2 separate regions of the Homo sapiens genome follow, and region 2 is linked to region 1. The links are chromatin loops, found by intact Hi-C in ENCODE. Cell type or tissue: HepG2. All regions are shown on one strand. Links, peaks and the distances in the headings refer to the core of each region. The heading gives the core; the rest is flanking DNA. Region 1 overlaps CNRIP1 (cannabinoid receptor interacting protein 1). Region 2 has its middle 31 kb from the start of C1D.

Region 1 (8,341 bases), core at 283-8,282:
AGAAAAGTTTATTTCTCACTTATGCTATGGGTCCAACAAAAGGTGGCTAGGGTTCCATGCCGTATCTTCTCACTCCAGGACCTAAGGTGATCAATCATCTTGAAAGTGGCTATTTGCCATGGCAAAGGGAAAGAGAGTTCTGTTGGCATTGCACAGACTGTTGGATAATTTCAGCCTGAAATGACATGTGTCACTTCTGCTTACAACTCATTGGCCAGAGCTACCAGCACATGGCCTTAGCCCAGGCCATGGAGGTCAGATCCTATCATGTGCCTCGACGGGGGAGGGCTGGAAACATTTGGTAAGCAGCACAAGTAATTACCCTGATGAAAATAAACAACTTCATAAACTTCAAAGAATAACATACCTTAGGACTATCATTAATAATACGAACGTGACAAGGCAAATTCACTGGAAGCAATGTCAGTAAAAGAATTCAGAAACTTTTTTCTTTCTCATCCACTTTCCTTCTTTTAGTCTCCTTTAAAGGGAGCAGGAGAACTAACCCCGTAAAGGCTAACAGATTGCAAACTTCTTGCTGGCTGGTTTGCAGCCGGCCGGCCAGCCAGCCAGCCAGCCAGCCAGCTCTTTCTAGAATCTCATCACCTTTTTGTTGAGTCAGCTCATTTTCCCTGAGTCAGTAAGAAGATGTGGAAGCTGTCCAGAGATCTTAAGAAAAGCAGAAGTTAGGTTGAGGGTGGTAAAGCTTTTCAGAAATAGGATAATAAAATATCTGAGTAAACAATATTTCAATATTTTTCTTGACTCAACGTTTTAGAGGAGTCAGGAAAGACTTCATAGTGACATTTAAGCTGGCACTTGAAGGCGTTTGCAAGGTAGGAAATGGAGTAGGGCGTTCCAAGCAGAGGGAACAGGCTGTGCAGTGGCAAGGAAACTGCTTTGGACTTGGTAGATCTGCAGGAGAATAAGAAATTCACTGTGACCAGAGACTAGAATGCCTGTCAGGATTACTGTTAAAGTACTAGCGTAGGGCCAAAAATACTGTATTTTTCATTTGTTAGCAAGTGGGAAATGAAATACCCTACTTGTTAAGGAAAAATTTTAGTCTTACCTAGTGCTCTAATAGTAGTTAACATGGCTTCAAAGAGAAAAGATTATATGCAAGTAATTTGCTATAAAGAGAACTATAGGCAAATGAGTTTCTAGCAACTGAATACTTCTGTTTGTTGGCAACAATTGTTGGCAACAATTAATATATCCACAGAAACTTTCTTTGGGAAAACAAGTTACCTACTAGGCTGCAAACAAATTAAGGCAAAACTACCAGGTTATAAAAACAAACACTGCAGGAGAGTGGGCAGGTAATGAGGTGATTTTAAATGAAATACATTTGTCAAGAGAACAGTGATGGGGAGAAGAAAAACAAGGAGCTTTACGTATGATATATCATTTAATCCTAACACATGTTGTGAAGTGAATGTTATTATCACCATTTCATAAATGTGAAAACTAAAGATCAAATAAAGTAGCTTCTTATAAAATGAGCTGTTTAAATTTGAGCCTTATTTTTGAATCTCTGAGACATTTTTCCTCTGTAAAATGGAGACATGACACATCCTGCCTACCTCACAGGGTGGTTAAGAGGATTAAAAGAAATAACAAAAGAAATTGACATCATTCTTGACCTTGACTTTTTAATCAGAAAATCTTAAGTTTTCTGATTCTGTCTTGATGTTTGTATATTCTTCAAAACTATGTCTTTATATAGGAAACTTAAGATGGCTGTTTGTGGAAAAAGTCTTTCTAGCATATCTTAAAATATGCTATTTTAAACTATTTTTAAATAATTAAAAATTTTACCTTTCCAAGCATCAAAATAGAGTATAACGTTTGGCCATTATCTGAAATCCATTCATGGAATATTTTAGGAAAATAAGTTTTATTTTTTAAACTCCTTTAGTTTTTCTCTTGGCATTTTAAATAATTTTGTTTGAAAATGTATCGCTCCTTTTCTTTTTTTCTTTTTTTTTGAGACAGAGTCTTGCTGTGTCACCCAGGCTGGAGTGTAGTGGCAGGATCTCAGCTCACTGCAACCTCCACTTCCAGGGCTCAAGAGATCCTTCCACCTCAGTCTCCTGAGTAGCTGGGACCACAGTTGCACACCACCACGCCCAGCTAATTTTTGTGTTTTTCATAGAGACATGGTTTGGCCATGTTGCCTAGGCTGGTCTCAAACTCCTGGGCTCAAGCGAGCCACCTGCATTGGCCCCCCAAAGTGCTGGGATTACAGACATGAGCCAACGTGCCCAGGCTCCCTTTCTTTTTTAATGAAATATACCAAATAATGATATTATGTGCCAGGAACTGTTCTGAAGGTTTAATGTACATTAACTTATTTAATCCTCATAACCATTCTGCAAGGTAAATACTATTATCTCCATTTTCCAAATGAGAAAATTGAGGCACAGAGGTATTAAGTGACTTGCCTAAGACCACACAGCTAATAAACAGCTGAGCTGGGATTTAAATTGAGGTATTTTTGCCCAGAATCTGAACTTTTTTTTTTTTTTTTTTTTTTTGAGAAGGAGTCTCCTCTGAAGCCCAGGCTGGAGTGCAGTGGCATGATCCCGGCTCACTGCAACCTCCTCCTCCTGGGTTCAAGTGATTCTCCTTCCTCAGCCTCCCAAGTAGCTGGGATTACAGGCGTGCACCACCATGCTGGGTAAATTTTACATTTTTAGTAGAGACGGGGTTTTGCCATGTTGGCCAGGCTGGTCTTGAACTCCTGACCTGAAGTGATCTACTCGCTTCAGCTTCCCAAAGTGCTGGGATTACAGGCGTGAGCCACTGCGCTTGGTGGAGAATCTGAGCTTTTAAACACTGAACCATGATACATTACTGATGATAATGGGCCCTCTTTCTAAATGAATCAGGAATATCATTAGGCTTATCAATTTTTATTTGATATATACAGAAACTACTGTGGTTTAATACAGGATTATTTATGTACCTACAGGATACAGTTGTCCCCATCTACTGTTCTTTTGATTTACTTTGTCTGCTTTTTATAGTTTTCTCTGTCCTCTCTGAAAAAAAAAGAATATTTTCAGTATATCTGCCTCTACAAATTGTCTTCTTCCCTTTCATGTTCTACTTCCAATTTCATAAGAGTCAGAAACCAGATCACCCCACATGTTAGAATTGTGTCTAAAACAGGAGTCAAGAGGCCTTGGGAGAAGACCCGAGCCTTTAGTGAATGGACTTGGTGACATCTGTGACAGGGATCTTTATTTTTTGGCATGTTTTCTGTTCTTAACTGTGATCCAGATAGTTTAAATGGCTGGATAAGTGACTTCTCAGTAAGCGAGGTGTCACAAAATATAAACTCAAGGCATTTCTATTCTTCCACCTGTTCAAAAGTGTTTTAGTCATCATCATAATTGGAAGGATGGCCTAGTTCCTCAAGCTTCTGGGTAGCCATCTGATGCTTGGAGGTAGAGAGACGTGGCTACAACTTGTATAAAAATAGCCCTTCCAGATGGCTGAGGGGCAAAGTTACAACTCAGCAGCTCGATATAGCTGAGCACTCAAATTTTGGAGTAGGAGGAGAGCTATGTGAGAAGTAGCCAGAGAGACTGGGCTGGAGCCCAATCATAAGTAGAACAGTATATGCCAGGAGCGATCACTTAACGTGCAGATTAGCTGTTAAGTTTTTCTGTTACTTCATCTCCATCTCCTCCCCAACTCCCTTGATTCAACCTTACTTCTGGCCCTAAGGAAACACATACACATACGACATAGACAGATATGCACACACACTTTCCCCTTTTTTTTTTAAAGGAGTATAAAATAGAGGAACAAACCATAACTCTTAAAAGGCTTCAGAATTCTACTAGTCTAACCCTTCATTTTAGAGATAAGCAAACTGAGGCAGAGAAAGGTGTGGTGACCATCCAGGATGTGAGCAGGACTCCCACGCTCCAGGTGCTCTGCCAGGGCTCATCTTCTGGCTCGTTTGTGGGACACTGATAACAGCGCAGCTATCCCAGGACATGTTTCCTCCAAGTCTGCTTTGACTCATTTCAAACTCTAAATAAAGCCTTTAGTTAAAAAAGAAAAAAAAAAGTATGGGCCCAGCGTAGTGGCTCACGCCTGTAATCCCAGCCCTTTGGGAGGCCAAGGCAGGTAGATCACGAGGTCAGGAGTTTGAGAACAGCTTGACCAACATGGTGAAACCCCATCTCTACTAAAAATATAAAAATTAGCTGAGCGTGGTAGCACACGCCCGTAATCCCAGCTACTCAGGAGGCTGAGGCAGGAGAATTGCTTGAACCTGGGAGGTGGAGGTTGCAGTGAGACAAGATCATGCCACTGCACTCCAGTCTGGGTGACAGAGTGAGACTCCATCTCAAAAAAAAAAAAAAAAAAAAAGAGTGGATTATTGCAAAAGTCATGATAATGTCTCCACCCTCAACACAAATACTCAAGCTCTAGTCCCTGGCTTGAAAACCTGTTTCACCAGTGAAAATATTTACTAATCAAATTAGTAAATATTAAATTGTGTAGTTCCCACTTTTTATTTTAAATCTTTTATTCACTCTGCATTTCTATTGGATATTCTGGAAGAAAAACCTCTGTAGTAAATCCATTGTTTTAAATATCTCAATGTCTGTTCAAATAATTGAGTGTTGGTTTTAAAAAATAGTCATTAGGAATGGGTTAGTACTTACGTTTTAGCAATTGTAATGAAGACTTTAAAAAAAAACAAAAAAACAAACAAAAAACACAAGCTTATTGAGAAACATGTTACACTCCTTTAACATCATTTATGATCCCCAAAGGCAAGGCATTGCTGTTCCCTGGTGGCTGTACAGCATCACTGCAGGTAAGCGATTTGGAGGTAGAAAAGGTGTTGAGTGCCAGCCTTTCAAATTCAGTTCTACAATGAATCAACTTTTAAAAATACTCCCAGTAGCTTGCATTTTCTTATAAGAAGGGTTTACAGGTAGCAAAAACAAACAATCCCCAACGAACTTTTTCCAATACTATAGGATTTGTGCTGCCCAAGTAAATATTACATTATTGGAAAATAGCATGTTACTTTTCAAGAGGAAGTTCACTTCCTTCTTATGGAATTTATCCTTAAACTGTATGGTATATGGGCTTTGTGCAAGGTGCTGGAAGTAGGCAAGGAGGCCTCAACCATGATGTACACACACTATTATAGCACCATTGCTCTCCTGCTACTGAGTCACATAGCTCACCAACTGGGGAGGGGTCACCACAGAAAGAGTAATGGAGCGAGATAGGTACAAGCATTTTTTGATTGCCCGCCAAGCACCTGGGCCTGTGCTAGCCCTGTTAAACTTGGCTGGAGCAATCCTGCTAAAAGGTCAGGCTTGATTCATGAATAGGTGTGCTAATTCTACTCCGGATACATCCCCGTCATCCTGTAGCATACAGGCCTGAGTGAAGCTGGCCTAGAGCAGGGATTCACCTGCTAGATAATTATTGCCCAAATTAAGAATGCAAGTCAGGGCATGATTTTCAACGCCTTTATTAAGAAATATCAAAAGTTGATTACAGGTCCATATGCAGTTTTACAAAGTTCAAGTGAAGAAGACTGTAGGGATGCCATCAATGTGCGTGTCTGAAGACTATGGAAGCTTGTCAAAGGGGTAACCCTACAACTCCTGTCACTTTAACAATGGTCCACAGCAATGCTTTTCCCCCATTTCTACTAGGCTAGGCCATTGCACAATACCTTAAGCTACTTAAAAGAGTTTTAATACGTTATAAATACGTACATATTTGTCCTTCTAGTTTGTTACCATCCTTCCCTGAAAGAGCGGAGCTGTTTATAGGAAGCACAACATTTGAGTCCCATTCACTGCTGTTTGTATTACATTTTCACAAAGCCTGCTTTGAAAGCTGGCAAACACTGCAAGTTACATGTTACCATATTACACATGGGAGGACCCATACACATTGTTATTTTTAAATTTAACATTGAACAAAAAAAAGGAGGAATCACTTAACTTGGAAACAAAACACCAAAGTTAGTCAGTGGAATGGTCAAGAGCAGGACAAGCCTGCCAGGGCCACTGAACTCCAGTCACAAGTGGTCAAAAGTATGACCGAGAACAACTGGATGCAGGAACATCAGCACAAAATACAGATGGGAATATTCTCGGGAGTGGTACATCACCATCTTGTATGTGAGGGATATTGTGTCAGAGGGGAATTACACTTTCAAAATAACCAGGGCTAGTAGGTCATTAGTACCAGATGGGGAACAGCAATGGTGTGGCATGCCTTGTTTAAGGCCTGCGCTGGTTTATCTAAAAGTAGATTTCTGAAAAGATTGTCCAGTAGCATCAGAAAGAGCCACTTTCAGAGGAAGGACTCCTTGTTCACCCACATCAGACTGCGTGTCTCGTTGGGCTTGCATTCATACTCAATGACAGAGAAGGGGCTTCCCCACTGGCAGTGATCCCGCTTGTGGTAATTGTAGAACTTGACTTGCCACACTGTCTCGAAGGTCCCAATGTCTGTGAACTGAGGGAAGAGAAACATGCCTGATAAAAAACCTCATTCTGCCACGAGCAATAGATGAGAGCTAACATTAGTGATGTAGCTCCTGGATAATCAAGCAGACCCAGTCCAGATTCTCTTGGTCTGCAAGGCTCGGAAGGCTTTCCTTTAGTGGTCTAGCTCCCTCCTTTATGATGGGAGATATTTTCCTAAAAAGCTGTCTGTAAACCATTCTTCTCTATAAAATCTGATTCCCATTGCAAACGTGCCACTCGCTATCATATTGCTTTTAATAAAAATAACTGCAAAGTTTATCTTGTTTTTCAAGTTTAATTTTTTGAAAACTTAGAATTTTAAAGCTTACTCTAAAATGGCCCCTGCTGGCCAGGTGCAGTGGTTCACCCCTGTAATCCCAGGCTGAGGCAGGATGCTAGCTTGAAGCCAGGGGTTCCAGAATAGCCTGAACAACAAAGCAAGATTCTGTCTCTAAAACAAACCCCCATGTTCATCCCCCAAATGGTCCCTGCTACAGAAGGGGAATGGCGAAGGGAAGAGAAGGAATAAAGTTTACTGGCTTTTCTCAAAATACAATGGTACAAAACAACCTGTCTACAATACATCTACATAAAATTTCCATCATTAGTTTCAATTCCAAAGAAAAATATTTCAAAGTGATAACTGAAAATATTTCATTGGAAGTGTTAAAGGCCATATTTTAACTATTAAACATTGAATACTTATAAGTCAGGAGTCCATGCCTACATCTTGGGCTTAGATTATACATTACCCAGAACCATATTTGAGTATCTGCTATGTACCTTGCATGTATAAAAATTCGTATAAGGCAGGATTGTTGCTCTTAAGAAGTTAGCATTCTACTTCCAGAAGGTAGGCCCTGTAAATCACTGCACAGAACTCTCCTGAGGTATAAAGTACACATTTCTCTTGCAGCTGAGAAGAGTACCTGGAATACCCTGGAGGCCACTGGGCAGATGCTCAAGTGGCCTGTGGGGTAGCCTGACCCTGCTACTGCCTTCTGGAGCTATTTAGGGGATCTGGCATTAAACTGCATGATGCCTGTCGTTATTTTCTCCTCTGACCCTCCCCTGTCATGGGAGGGGACAGGGACTGACTTGGCAGGACTCTTAGACTTGTCTGGAGCCAGAAGACGTGGACAGAGGAAGGCAGTGAGCATTAGGAGTCTTATGCTTCTTGCTGATACAGGAGGAGGGTGATCAGGTGCTTTCCAGATAGCTTTCCAAGATGCTCTCAAAATTATATCTTGCACCATTGCCTCATCCTGCTAATTTGATCCCAAAACAAGATCTAGGCTTTCCTCTGGGAAATTTGCTTGATTTGAAATAGTGGATGATATACCTAGAGTCCACAGACCTCCCAGGTATGAAAGTGGATTACCTCTTTTTAGAGAGTCATGGCTTAAAGACCTATATAAGCATACAGCAGCTTTATTCACAATAGCCCCAGGTTGGAATTGACCCAAATGTTTATTCACATGTTGATAAGCAAGTTTTGGTATATTTATAAAATGGCCTTTTGCTGAACAATAAAGGAAGACATGCTGATTCAAGCAGCAACAGGGATGGATCTCAAAGACATGCTAAGCAAAATAATCTAGGCCCCCAAAGTACATGCTGTATGAATCCATCTATATAGTGACAGAATGTAACCTACACTGACAGGAAACATCTGTGGTTATCTAGAGCCTAGGGTGAGAAGGGGAACTGATGCAAATGTGCAAGAGGGAACTTTTTAGGGGTGATGGAAGCATTCTGTATCTTGATTGGGATGGTGGTTACATGGCTGTACATATATGTTGGTCAAAACT
Region 2 (8,341 bases), core at 320-8,319, 260 kb before region 1:
TCATTTGACCAAATTAATTTATTTTAGAAAGCATTAATTTAAACAAATGGTCATGTCAGAATATTAATGTGATTTTCACTTCAATCAAAGCTGTGCTTCATAGCCACAAAGTTTATCATTGCTGGTATAACCATAAGAATACTAGATATACACCCCATAGGAAAAATTTACCTTTGAGTTGTTCATTGAGATTATGATTTTAATAAAACAGATTAAAGATATTTCAAAGCTTGTGTAACTATTTTAAATTTTCAAAATCATTACATAAGTATAGTAGCTCAAGCACTATCTAATTCAAAATTGCCATTCCTGTCCAATAATGAGTTTTTCCAATTTTGCTGTATTCAAATTTTAACCATTTAAGAAATCTGATTTAAATAAAAAATGTATTTTATGATCAGAAAACTTTGATCTTTAGAACCTCTTCAAGTTAGTGTTTGAGACTAAGAAATTGCTTTTTAACCTTACAAATTCATTCACCATTTAACAAACATTTGTTGAGCACCAACTATATATCAAACATACAAGTAGAATACAAAGTTCCTTTTAAAAAATATCAGACTCTTGCTCATTTACTTTGCTGATTTATGTGCCATGTTAAACATTACTGTCTGTAACATAATCAGTGAAAACAATATTTCCCAGTTCTCTGTGTAATGTGTCTTTTTAAGACAGCCTTGAAATTTAATCCAATGTCTGCATTATCTTCCTCATAAAAGGGGACAAATGCAACTGATAGTAAATGACATCAACATTCTTTTCTACTCACCCAGCAAAAATTATGACCTGTGGTTGGAATATTTCTAAAGCAAGTCTATGGCTAATTGGAACTTGTTTCTACAGCAGGGTTCATTTGAGAATTGGATAAGGATTGTAGATGTAACAGATAAGGTATCTGGCTTGCCAGAGTCATAGATGCCCTTTTAAGTGAGGAAATGAAAGTTGAGTGAATGTTAAGGAAAGTTTTAAGGTCCCAGCTAGCTAAGGCCAACTCAAGTCCAGAATCCATTTCTGTCTCCCAGGTCAATCTTTTGTGTAGCATACAATGAAATTGAGCATTTTGATTCTATAACTAATAGCTTCTGAATGTGTTTTCACTGGTGTGTATATACAAATAATTTTGTTAAATTTTTTGAACGTTTTGAGGTCTGGGGTTTCTTTTCTTTTTATCATTTCAGACAGAATAGAGAAAATACCAATTTCTGAAGACCTATAATCATGAAATAGGCTCATTTCAAGTTAGGAAGACTATTTTATGTCTATAAGAAATTAGCAGTATCTGAGATGGTTCAGATGAACCTTATGTTCATTTTTATGTTTCTTTAATAGCATAATAAATAGGCTGGAAGGAAAGAGGGAAGCATCCCTTCCTTCACAGCAAAGTTAGGATTGTACCAGGGAAGACCATGGCTAGCTGACAACATTTTCAGCACTTCTTTCCTAGTGTATTTTTTGTTTGTCTTCAACTTACAGATCCCCTTTTGGAAAAGTAAGATAACGCAACTAAAGACAAAGTAATGGACGTTAAAAAACGTTTCTGTTGTGTAAGCCTTTTGCCAAGTTATTATCTACTGCAGTCTCTAGATCAGTGGTTCTCAACCTCGGAAGCACAATACCATATGCTGAGGAGCTTCAATGAATGATGATGCCTGCGCCATCCCCAGGAAGTCTGATTTGTTGGTCTGGAGTGGGGCCTGGTCATGGGGATATTTTTTAAGCTCTCGGAGTGATGTGGAGCTAGAGCTGACAGCCACTGCTCTCTGCATTGCTCTAGTCAAGAGGGACAATTTCCATTAGTAGCAAAAATGGGGACTCTGTTCTTTATGGTGTGGGCTTCTTTCTCTAAATGAATTACAGAAGGGCTGACACTCTCTCATATAAGATAAAGTCCTTTTCTTTTGTTAGAAATTTTTCACTACCTGACTCCTTCAAGGATTGGGCCATGGTCTCAAACCACCTAGCAAAACCTTAGCTGTCCACACAGAATTGGTAAGACTCTAGGGTCAGGTTTCAGCCAAAGAACCTTACAAATGCAAGATCTGAGAACTCTAACTTCCCCCTAATGACCTCTTCATCTATTAACTCAGAAATCTTATTCGAGACAAAACAAAATAGAGAAAAAACTAGAAGAGAAACTTTCATTCAATTTGCCCAGTTTTGATGTAAAATGTCATCTTAATTTTACTACCACCAACCTAACATTTTAAATACCATTTTCTTCTGAAAACATGACTTCTTTTCATTTGAGTTTGTATAGGCAATGGAGGAAAATTAGCATGGTTTTACCTGCTTTATAGATGGAGAAATGTACGCCTAGTTTCTGTGATCTTTTCAAAGTCAATAGTCACCGACGGAACGAAAAAGTCAAAGCTGTGTTGTAATGTTCTTTCTGATGTTCTACAATTCATACTAAAAAATATTCTACCAAGATATTTACCTGAAGATGTATTTTAGGAATCATGATTTAAGGCTAGATCACAAAATTCAGTGAAATTTAAAAGAGCCATAAAAATAATAAATCTGGAACAAAGTAAATCCTGCAACTTGATGGATAGGCCTCTATGGTCTGTAAAGACACATACAAATTATATGTGGTTTTACCCTTTAGTTTTACAATCACTGACTTTCAAAATGATTTTTTTCTCATTATATTTATAATTTCTGTTAATAGATAGCTAATACAAATGAAATAATGTGACAAAATGATAGGTATGGGGGGAATTACAAGTGATCATTACTGAAGAAGGGCATAGAAATTTCTTTTCTAGAAAATTTCCAAGAGGATTTACAGACCTCTGTCCCCAAATACTCTGAACTAGTAGAAATAGCAAATTAGACTCTTTCAGCATAGTGACTCTACATAGTTTCTGAAGAAACTAAATACGCTTCACACAAATCTATCTTGCATTAAGACAATAAAAATGTTCCTCCTCCTAGCCCCCCCTCAAAATAAAATAAAATAAAATAAATCTCCAAAGAGAAGGAATGGTGAGGATAAGAATTACTTATCTCTCCTTGTTCTTGGTTTTAGTAGATATTGATGGCCAGAGTCCAAGCCCAGGATGATGTTCAACTATAGTTTCAGATTGGGGGTCCAGGTCTCAGTACCTATAAATACTGCTGAAGCATCTTGAGTACTATTAAAGGAAAGTGAACATCGAGGCTCTGATGGCCATATACCTTGTTGCAGGGCGTTGGGGGAGGACTTACCTCTTTTCCCAAACTTTATTTCCATTAAGAATCAAATTACATAAAGCCCACTGATCCATATCATACATACATCAAAAAGCAATGATAATGTTGCCAACAAGAAATAAATCAAGAAGGGTTCAGGCTCCAAGTAACCCAGAAGGCCCCAAGCTCAACAGGGGAAGAAACACAAACTCTGCTCTTCCATAACCCTCCAAGAATAAGCCCCAGAATGATAATACCTTCGCTGCGTTCAAAACTCAGCTCTCTGGACAAAAGCAACTTCTCCATTCCGCACTTATTTTTTGTAACTCATTTAGAGGTTTTAAGTTAAGTTAAATATATTTTTTTCCAAAAATTAAAAGATTCTTTTAAAGTAAGCAAATAAGCTTGAAAAATACTTGGGAGAAATAGGAAGCTCTATTTTCAACTAAACAGATTTCAAATTTCTGCACTGAAATCAAATTAAAAAGTATTTTTTACCTCATTGCTGCTTCATTACTATTTCACCTTTTTAGTTTGAGAGATTTATTGTATGTATTGAGCTATATATGGTACTCAGTTTGGAACTAAGCCATTGTACATTTATAGAAATGGTATGAAATCTTCAGAGGCTCATATTACTTAAAATCTGCTTGCTAAGTGATTTTTTAAAAGAAAAATGAAAAACTCTTGTCTATGAACAGGGTCTCTCCAAACTCTGATTTTTCTCTAAGAATGCTCTTTAAAACAGGCTATCAAGGAAAGGGACTCTTTTCCATTGTCCCTTGTCATTCAAAGTCTCTCTTCACAAGTTCTTAGTATCTGACTTGGATTTTTTCTTTACCATTATAAATACCACTATTGCATAGAAATCTTGGAAGACATTTTTGTGACTAAAAGAAACTGAAAAAGGAGAAATTTACAGTATGGCTTTGGTAATAATAAAGCATAAATTTAACTTTTCACACTTAGGGTAACATATATTAATATTTAGTCATGAGATCTGCTGGGGTTTCATCTGCTGTAGATAGCTGTCAAGTTTTAATCACTGTATCATTTTCTTTCCACCATGCATGAAATACAAAGAATAGCTTTCACTTCATTTTTGTGTACACAAAGGCACGATAGAAAATCTCCTATGTTCTTTTGCTGCCATCCAGTGGTTCTGATTGATAAATGCAATGATGATAAATCTAACATGAGACAGAAACATATATGGGTATGAAAGAGACACATGTACACCTTTAAGAAAGCCTAAAGCATGAAAAACCAAATTGTTGAAAGTGATAAGTTTTAAATGGGATAGTTACATTATAAAATGTTCCTCTGTGTTGCATGAAGATTGAGGGAAAACCTCCCTTAGATTGTAAGTTCAAGCAAGAGTGGGGACACTGAACTTCACTCTCCCATTGTCACAGGCTAGCTGGGCATCAGCACTTAGTAGGCACTCAGGAAACACTTGCTTACCACAGCTTTTTTATTAACTGATTCATTAAAATGCTAATTATAATCACAAGCGGGGAAGCACAGTGCAAACTTTTTTGCAGTTGAGTGTAATTTAGCCAATTGTCTCCTGGTGTGGGGATTTCTTACTTTCTATAAAGAGCAGTTTTACATAGCGGTGAACAGGAGTTGGAGGGAGAGGGAGAATTCGTAAGTTTAAGGTAAGAATTATTTTTGAGAAATATAACCAGGTGTATCAATACTATGTTTCTTGAATAGTTTTAAGATGGTCTAAGCTGGAGGATAAACTGCCAAACATTATCAAAAATGGCTATTCAGGGCCAGGCATGGTGGCTCACGCCTGTAACCCCAGGACTTTGGGAGACACAGGCGGACAGATTACTTGGGGCCAGGAGTTCAAGACCAGCCTGGCCAACATGGTGAAACCCAATCTCTACTAAAAACACAAAACTTAGCCAGCCATGGTGGTGCGTGCCTGTAATCCCAGCTACTCATGAGACTGAGGCATGAGAATCGCTGGAGCCCAGGAGGCGGAGGTTGCGGTGAGCTGAGATCACTTCACTGCACTCCAGCCTGGGTGACAGAGTGAGACTCTGTCTCAAAATTTACAAAAAAACAAACAAAAAAAAGCTAGTCAGAATTTTTCTATTGCTGACACTAGCAATAGAGCACACCATAAAAAATGTGATGTGGCTCCAAATTATGAAGTCGGTATGCAGGTGTAACACTGACACCACACTAACCCAAACTGAAACCAGCTAGATAAGTGTTTGAAAATTCAGAGCAAGTTTGGCCAATCAGCAAATAGAATTCATGACTGACCTAGGTCGTCTCCTCCGGTAAAACCTCCTCCATGTAGCTCCTCGGCCAGTAATTAGGCTTAAAGGGAAGAAAACAGTGGTTAAGGCGGAGCCTCCAGAATGGCCCCACATCCTAGCCTCACTAACCGCATAATCTTGGGCAAGGCCTAACCTCTCTGAGCCTTGATAGCTTTACCTGTAAACAGAAAATAATACCCACCTCAATTGGCTTCTTGTGTAGATGACAAATGAGGAACACAGTGCCTGGCAAAGACTCAGTGTTAGCTGCCATAAATGCATATATACCACATGCACACACGTACATGGCATTAACAGACACACACACACAGAACAAACACTATTCAGAGCAGAGGGAATGATTGGACAATCTTTCTACTCAGTTGTAAATCATTTATTAAATTTAATAACCTATACTTTAGTTACAGAGACTGGTACAAAAAAAGTAAACATTGCGCCTGGGTTCCAGATGTGAAAACGACAATCCAGTGGGAATTTTAAGATCTCACTTATTCCACTTTATTCACTTTATCATAATAAAAAGCAAAAATATTTAAAACAATTAGTAAGAAGGGCATCAAAAACAAGACCTCAGTAAATTCAATTATACTTTCCAAGTCACATATTAAGAAGCATTTCTTATTTATCTCTGACAAAAATATCTAACCGTGGAAGAGGATTCTTACTCTTTGTCTTTTAGGAAGTTGGATATATTGAAAATGTCTTCCAATGAGTCAGGGAATTCAAAGAATTTCAAGATGCATTTTAAGTTAAAGTCCAAGTTTATTCCGAATGAAACGTTCTATTTCCCAGCATCTCAGGAGCCAGACCCTAGCTCCTTTCCAATTTTCTTATTAAGAAATTTAAGATTTTTCTACATCTCATTTGATCATTTACATCATATTTTTAAATCTCTGCAAAAACGTATGGCAGAACCTATAAACAAAATCTTGAAAAACAAATTACAGCACAACTGAATGCTGGTGAGGAGGAGGTGCAATGGCAACTTGCATTCACTGATGTTGGGAATGCAAAATGGTATAGCCACTTTGAAGGACAGTTTGGCAGTTACAAAACTGAAAATACTCTTAACATAGAATCTAGCAGTTGCACCTCTTAGTATTTGCCCAAAAGAATTGAAAACTTACGTCCACACAAAAACCTACACATGATGTTTACAGCAGCTTTATTCATATTTGCCAAAACTTAGAAGGAACCAAGGTGTCCTTCAGTAAGTGAAGGATATATAAACTGGTGGTACACCTGGACAATGGAATACTTCTTAGTGCTAAAAAGAAATGAGCTATCAAGTCATAAAAAGACATGGAGGAAACTGAAATGCAATTATTAACTGAAAGAAGCCAATCTGAAAAAGTTACATACTGTATGATTCCATATGACATTCTAGAAAAGGAAAAATTATGAAGACAGTAAAAAGGTCAGTGGTTGGCAGAGGTGGGAGTGGGGAGAGGGATGAATAAGTGGAGCTCAGTGAAAATACTATATGATACTGCAACGGTGGGTACATGTCATTATATATTTGTCCAAACCATGGAACGTACAACACTGAGAGTGACCCCTAACGTAAATGATAAAGTTTGTGTGATTATGATGTGTCCATGTAGGTTCATCAGTTGTAATAAATGTGCCATTATGATATATGATGTTGTTACCGGAGAAGCTTGTGGCTGTGTGGGGACTGGGGTCTACAGGAACTTGCTGTGAACCTAAAATTGCCCTAAAAATAAAGTTTACTAATTAATTTTTTTAATTATATACAAAGGGGAAGAGGAATACAGGCAAAAACAAAAAATCTCACACAATTATAGAATAGTTTCTGTAAATTTCAAGGCAGTACATAACAATTAAGCTTAGCAAACCAAACTTTAAGATATGTATTAAGTTGTACATAGTACCTACCACAAAAGGACTTACACATACATTACCACTATTTCCAAAAGATGCTTTTAACATCTTTTTTTCAATGTTACATATTTTAGGCTGGGTGTGGTGGCTTACACCTGTAATCCCAGCACTTTGGGAGGCCAAGGCAGATGGATCACCTGAGGTCAGGAGTTCAAGACCAGCCTGGCCAACATGGTGAAACCTTGTCTCTACTAAAAATACAAAACTTAGCCGGGCATGGTGGTGGGCACCTGTAATCCCAGCTACTCAGGAGGCTGAGGCAGGAGAACTGCTTGAACCGGGAGGTGGAGGTTGCAGTGAGCCAAGACCACACCACTGCATTCTAGCCTGGGAAAGAGTGAGACTCCGTCTCAAAAAGAAAAAAAGAAAAAAAAAGGTATATATTTTAATTATGTTAAGTTACTGTAAATGCCTAGCTGAAAGAATAAAATTTAATTACAGGTATTTCTAACGTTATGTATTTACACAACATCATGTAGCTGGGAAACCTCAAATAACTTTTGCTAAAATAAAATTTTAAGTGGTATCAATAATTAAGAAATTATTAGGTTAGCCTTTATTAGTGTTGTCTACAAATTTTAAAAGGTGATAGATAAAATCTGGCAATTCCAATTCTATAAACCCAAATTTCAATTGTTCTTAGGACAAATTCTAAAATGATGTTACATTTTGCGACATCTTTGACAATGTGTAATATTTAGTAATATTCAATTTCCATTATAATCCAGTTAGGTTCCAGTGAGACAACAGATTATAAACACATTTCCTACAAACTAACCTCCCCTGATGAAAATTAGGTACAATAAAAATCCCTTTCAATTTAGCATTATTAAGACATTCAAGCAAAAATCACACTATCATTTACATATGATAACCCTACTGTTGCGGTGTCTAAACTTATCTTGGTAAGATTCAGAAGTTTCAAAATACCATGGAAGGCAGATTTGGAAGAGACCTACTTC

Evidence for each region. Peaks named below come from ENCODE experiments on the same cell type or tissue, not always from the same donor. Only the 100,000 strongest peaks of a DNase experiment are listed, where the experiment ranks them.
Region 2: a loop joins it to region 1, with 2.9 times the contacts of the local background. A loop is called at or near these places in 2 of 110 quality-filtered maps.

Annotation. Positions count from the first base shown.
Region 1 is chr2:68,287,508-68,295,848 of GRCh38, forward strand. It overlaps CNRIP1 (cannabinoid receptor interacting protein 1), which reads right to left. Exons shown (of 3, transcript NM_015463.3): 3 at 5,503-6,519. The coding sequence ends at 6,355. The region is part of intron 1 of PPP3R1-AS1 (PPP3R1 and CNRIP1 antisense RNA 1); the gene reads left to right. Among named protein-coding and RNA genes, the nearest start is that of CNRIP1, 28 kb to the right of the region's middle. RefSeq lists a silencer at 8,108-8,207. In HepG2, for the core only: a CTCF peak has its summit at 4,819; a DNase peak (open chromatin) is centred at 4,824; H3K27me3 peaks cover 366 bases.
Region 2 is chr2:68,027,411-68,035,751 of GRCh38, forward strand. No RefSeq gene overlaps it. Among named protein-coding and RNA genes, the nearest start is that of C1D, 31 kb to the right of the region's middle. In HepG2, for the core only: a CTCF peak has its summit at 4,325 (motif pointing left); a DNase peak (open chromatin) is centred at 4,311.